2 separate regions of the Homo sapiens genome follow, and region 2 is linked to region 1. The links are chromatin loops, found by intact Hi-C in ENCODE. Cell type or tissue: Calu3. All regions are shown on one strand. Links, peaks and the distances in the headings refer to the core of each region. The heading gives the core; the rest is flanking DNA. Region 1 overlaps LOC101927358 (a long non-coding RNA gene). Region 2 overlaps LOC101927281 (a long non-coding RNA gene).

Region 1 (2,929 bases), core at 173-2,672:
ATTTTTTTCCAAAAACATTTACTTTCTTACATGAAGAACACAATTTTGAATATTTGTCTCAAACTGTTGTAAATAGAAGCTTAAAAATAAAAACAGCATCTACTATACCCATAGCCTCTATAGTGTGGCACTTTCCTATAGAAAATGTGCTGAATTTCAGTCAAAACACATTTTTTTCCTTTTAGTATGTGACTTAAATTGATCTTTTCTCCTACTAGTTTTGCTGAGAGTGAGATTATAATCAAATGTTACATAGCAATAGTCAAATGTTACAGCACACCATGCCTTTCATCACTGTAGCCTATCCAAGTGTTTGTCCCGAGGTGAATCTGCCTTTTACTATTGAAAAATTGATGCCGGAGACAGTTACACATCTTGCCTGAGGCCATGCAAAGCCAACAGTAGAAATACGAAGTTAATCATGGAATCAAGTATCCCTTTTTCCCTTGTGTTTACTCTTAGATATCTCTACTCCAAAAACTTATATTTTTAAGAAAAAAATTTTTATTTAGTGCACATTTTCTAGTAAGTCCATTATTTGGTTGTAAACTTCTTGAGGGAAGGAGCAATTCTATTGATTCTTGGTATTTAGCAATGTACATCCAATGGAAATTTGTTATAATTACATAATTAATTATATGTCTTCCTTTCCTTATTTCAGAAAGTATTTAGAGGAGCTTTCCGGAGCATGTAAACTTAGGATATAAGCATATAAACTTAGGATATGCTCTTTCCAGAGCATATAAACATATACAATATAACAAATTAAAAGTGAAAGTGAAATATAATGTAAAATATTGTGTGAGATGTAGAAGCAAGATGAAAGGTAAAGCCTGGGGATGCGGCTAAAATGTGTTTACAATCTTGCAAAATGTTATACCGGCTACAAATGGCTCCCATATTTACTTCTAAACTTACTAATAGCAAGTAAGAAAAGGGGAATTAGATCAGTTATCCCATTCACAGAAACTGACTACTCAAAAAACCACCTACTGCCTAAGAGAAGGAATCTTCTTGATACAACAAGCAGATACATACCCTCCAATCTACTGTTACATATGTGTTAAGTAACTTGTAGTGATTGATTTTGTTTTGGTTTAGTTTGGCTGGTTGGTTGGTTGGTTTCCTACACATTTCTCTGCCTCTAGGAACTTGGCAACTTACTAATACATTTACTAGCTAGTAATACCCTAAGCTAAACAATGTCTCTTATTCATAAATTTGTTTAACAATATCAAATCATGTCCCTTGATGGCTGGTGAAATGCTAAAAATTGGCAGAGTGCCGTGATTACAGTCATTCCTAGGATTTGATCAATAAGAAACATTCTGATCTCTGTATTGTCTACCCATTTCTCTCTTGACCCATATAGGTTCTTAATCTTCTAGCCTTTCCTACAAAATCTGTTTCTGGAATTCCCCTGACACAGGTAGGCAGCAGCCAAGAGAGAAGGCAGTAGTGCCACCTGGTGCTCAAAGAGATCAGAGCTTGTACATACCTACTCTCCCACTTTCTGCTCCTCCCACCACTTCTAATAAGATTGCCTATAAACAGTACCCACCCCCTTCTTGGGCCTTCCACACTTAGCCCTCAGTATGCATTCTGCAATGCCTTCTCCCATTCATTCTCCCTCCCAGGCTGCCTTCGATGCTCATTTTATCAGTTTTCACTTGTAAACACATTGAATGGTGGGAGGAGAGTCACATGATGTGAGTAACCCCACAATCCTGGCTGGTACCAACTCCAGTGTTAAAATATAGATGTACCAAAGTAAAAATATTTATTGCATTTTTGGGCATTGAACATTGAAAGGATTCCAAATATCGAGGACCAGGGAGGAAATAAGCACAGATGCCGCCATTTGGTGGGTTGTTGTTGTTGTACATTTCAGAGACAAAATACAGTAAATGTTTTACAGACATAGTTGCATTACTATGCGTCCCCTGACATACTGTGCTTGTCACTTTATTATTTAGCATTTATGCGGTATTTTATCTGTCCTATATTATCTTTCACAAGCCTATCAAATAGACTATTTTTATTCCTATGCAGAACCTTGTCACAAATGACCAGACATGTTAAATTTCCCTCTCATCATACTGAAAGTTCCCAGTGAAAGCTGAAGGAAATTTCAATGCCTTGTCCTTTGCCTTCTATCAACTGATTCATGAAATGACCACTAAAGTCCTAATAATGTATGAGGAAAGGAAATAGATATAAAAATATAGGTCTGTATTCATGGAGCTTTCTACTCTGATGGCCTGGGGATTCCTGAGCATCAAACGAAAATTTGTATCACAATGTGAGTGTCCTAGCTAGGTTAATAGACTAGAATTAAGTTATGCACCATAGAGTATAATCATTTGTTGTGTTTGTACTAAACTCCTGAGTATGGCACAAGAGAGAGGGAGAGAAAACAGAAAGAAACAGTTTAAATGTGCAGCTAATTCCCCACACTGTTCCTTTCAGTGAGCATACACCCTACCGCATGCGTGTGACAGAAGATGGCGGTCAGTGGTTCTCAGCCTTAGCTCCTCATGCATGTACCTCTCAGTGTGGAGCACTGAGTACGTGTCTAGTTTTAAAGACACTATGTGTCTTTATTATATATAACCACGAAACATAAACTACACATAATCCAACTGCTTTACGTGTGCTTAATTCATGAAAGCGCAAACTGGTCCCAATATCTGAGGGAAGCATGCTCTATGTAGGACTCACGGAGCAATAGTATGTCAGTCTCAATGTGGCATCAATGTAGACTTAACATGTTCTATTTGATGGGCTATTTAAGGTATTTTCAAGGGTGATATAACTATTTGTGATTTCCACTTTATGCCTTAATTTCAGACCCTGACACCCAAGGAGATGTAACTCAAATGTTAAAGTTGATCTGGGGGAAGGAGGAAGGAGTGTGACTTCTTGCTTA
Region 2 (2,929 bases), core at 278-2,777, 1.1 Mb before region 1:
AGTAAAATATAAACTTTATATACCTTTTTAGTTCTCCTCTACATTATATAGATGGATAGTTAGTAGATAGGTAGATAATTATTTCAGTAATTGCATTTATTTATCAACATGAAAATGTTTATCCTATCGATAATTTTGAAGGGCTATTATTGTACTGTGTCTAGCAAGTAATCACTCTCAGTTTATGTATCACTTTTGGAATGAAGATGTTTAACTGCATAACTAAAGTGCTATATTAATATCCTAAGTCATTAAAAACACTATTTAAGCTAAATGAATTAGTTGTGTGGTGAATAAAATTAAAATAATAAGCCTATGACATAATGTACAATATAAATTTTATGTCCATTTGATTAGGTATATGTTACTATTATCATCATAATAATTCTTACATAATTTGATTATCTTGCTAAATTATTATCAATTTATGTCTACCACTTACTAAGAAATTAGTGAATGTTACACACTGTGGTGAACACTTTATATATAATTGACAAAAATAAATATTGCTATCTAAAACCATGGCTGCCTTATAAAGCTAGTGGTTCATTGTAAAATAAAGGCTCTTTTATTCTTTTGAGAATCTATGATAAGGAACAATTTGTAAAGATAGACTCTGCTGAGTTTGGAGTAATTGCCATATTTTTTCTGCAAAAAGGCAAAGAAGAATTTGGAGTTCCTGTGGGTGATGAGGAAAGTAGTGGGAAGAAGCTCTGAGTGATTTGGCAGGAAGCAAGAGGATGTGTTTTGAAAATGGCCCAGAAAAGTTTTGATTACAAAATACCTACTATTCACTTTAAAGAATTTTTGCATTTTTGTCTATCTATCTATCTGTCTGTCTGTCTGTCTGTCTGTCTGTCTGTCTGTCTGTCTATCCATCCTATCTATCTATCTATCTATCTATCTATCTATCTATCTATCTATCTATCTATCATCTGCTGTGGTTTGAGTGTGTCTCCTCTGAAATTCAGGTTGAAATTTGAATCCCAGTATGGCAGTGTTGGAGATAGAACCTAGTGGGAGGTGTTTGGGTCATGGGGGAAAATCCCTTATGAATTAATTAATGCTCTTTCGTGGGAGTGAGTAAGCTCTCACTCATGCAGGAATGGATTGGTTTCCAGTAGAGTGGGTTGTTACAAGCAAGTCCAACCTCTTGTATGTGTCTCTTTGCATGTGCCCACTTGCCCTTCTGCTTTCCACCATGAATTGAAGGACAAGACCCTCACCAGATGCGCTGCCCGATCTTTGGCTTTCCAGCTCCCAGAATCAGAAATCGAATACATTTTTTTTTAAATAAATTACTCAGACTTAGGTGTTCCGTTATCACAACACTAAACAAACTAAGATGGAAAACTGGTACTGAGGTATGAGGTGTTGCTATACAGATAGCTGGAAATGTGAAAGTGGCTTTGGAACTGGGTAATGGGTAGTGGCTTGAAGAACTTGGAGGAACAGGTCAGAAAAGGCCTGTACTGCTGTGCACAGAGCATCAAAGGTTTTATAAGGGGCTCTTCCCCCCTTTCCTGGGCATTTCCCCTTCCTGCCACCTTGTGAAGAGCATTATGGTGAGGGCGCAGGAGATGAGAAGACTAGGGAAAGTTTGGAACTTTTTAGAGATTGATTACATAGTCATGACCAAATGCACATAGAAATTTGGTGACTAAAGGCCATGCTGATGAGGACTCAGATAAAAAATGAGGAGTAGCTTATTGGGAAGTTGTTGTGCAAAAGTACACTTGTTATACATGTACAAAAAACTTGGTTGCATTGTGTCCGTGCTCTAGGGCTTTATGGAAGGCAGGACTTAAGAGTGATGAACTAGGATTTTTGGCAGAATAAATTTCTCAGCAAAATATAGAAGGAGTTGCATAGTTACTTTTGGCCACTTGTGCTGAGATTTGAGAGCAAAAGAATAATTTAAAGACAGAATTTATAATTAAAGGGAAGCAGAGTGGAAAATTTTGGAAAAATTGCAGCCTGACTACGTAAACAGCAAAAAGCTGTATTTGGGAGAGAGTGCTAAGGGTGTCGCTGCCCAAGGACCCCTTGATAAAGAGAACAAAAGAGAGCATGAACAAAAGAGAGTCAGTGCTGTGTGCATCAGGACGTAGTGAAAAAGGCCCACAGGCCTCAGAGGGTAGAATGGTTTCCAGAGACAGGCTTGCGGTAATCTCCACCAGCTCACTGTTTAGAGTTGCCTTGGGAACGTGACTCCTGCATTTTGGTACTCTGGTCACTTCAGCCATAGCTCAAGGAGCCGCAGGTGTGGCTTGAGTTGCTCCTTCAGAGGATGCAGGTGGTAGGCCTGTGGAGTGTCCACATCCACATGGTGCTGATTCATCAGGCCTATATAATGCAAGAGTCATGGAGGCATGGCAACCTTTATCAAAGGATGTACAAAACTGCCTGGGAGCCCAGGCAGAAACCTGCCTCAGAGGCGGAGCTGCCACAGAGAATAGTCACTGGAGTGCCTAATGGAGCTGTGGGAGTGGGGTTCCCACCCTCTGGACCCCAGAATGGTTACAGCACGAGAAACATGCAATGCCTACCTGAGAAAGCTACAGGCACTGGACTCTAACCAGCGAACAGCCACGCGAGCTGCACTCAGCAAAGCCATAGAGGTGAAGCTACCTGAGGCCTTGGTGGGCCAACTTCCAACCCAGTGTATCCAGGAGGTGGCATATGGAACATTTTGGAGCTTTAAGATTTAATGTCTGACCTGCTAGGTTCTGAACTTGCTTTGTGCTGGGCACTCCTTTTTTTTTTTTTGCCCATTTTCCCTTTTGGAATGGGAATGTTTGCCCAATGTCTATCCATTGTAACTTGGAAGTAGATAACTTGATTTCTGGTTTTGCATTCTTACAGCTTGAAGGAACTTACCTTAAGTCTCAAATGAGACTTTTGACTTTTAAGTTGGTGGTAGAGAAAG

Evidence for each region. Hi-C counts contacts between places; a loop is a spot of excess contacts. Peaks named below come from ENCODE experiments on the same cell type or tissue, not always from the same donor. Only the 100,000 strongest peaks of a DNase experiment are listed, where the experiment ranks them.
Region 2: a loop joins it to region 1, with 4 times the contacts of the local background. A loop is called at or near these places in 3 of 110 quality-filtered maps.

What each region holds. Positions count from the first base shown.
Region 1 is chr9:74,378,440-74,381,368 of GRCh38, forward strand. All of the region lies in intron 2 of LOC101927358 (a long non-coding RNA gene), which reads left to right. Among named protein-coding and RNA genes, the nearest start is that of RORB, 120 kb to the right of the region's middle. In Calu3, for the core only: no CTCF peak of the experiment used is centred there; a DNase peak (open chromatin) is centred at 1,452.
Region 2 is chr9:73,263,750-73,266,678 of GRCh38, forward strand. The region is part of intron 1 of LOC101927281 (a long non-coding RNA gene); the gene reads left to right. Among named protein-coding and RNA genes, the nearest start is that of ANXA1, 110 kb to the left of the region's middle. In Calu3, for the core only: no CTCF peak of the experiment used is centred there; no DNase peak of the experiment used is centred there.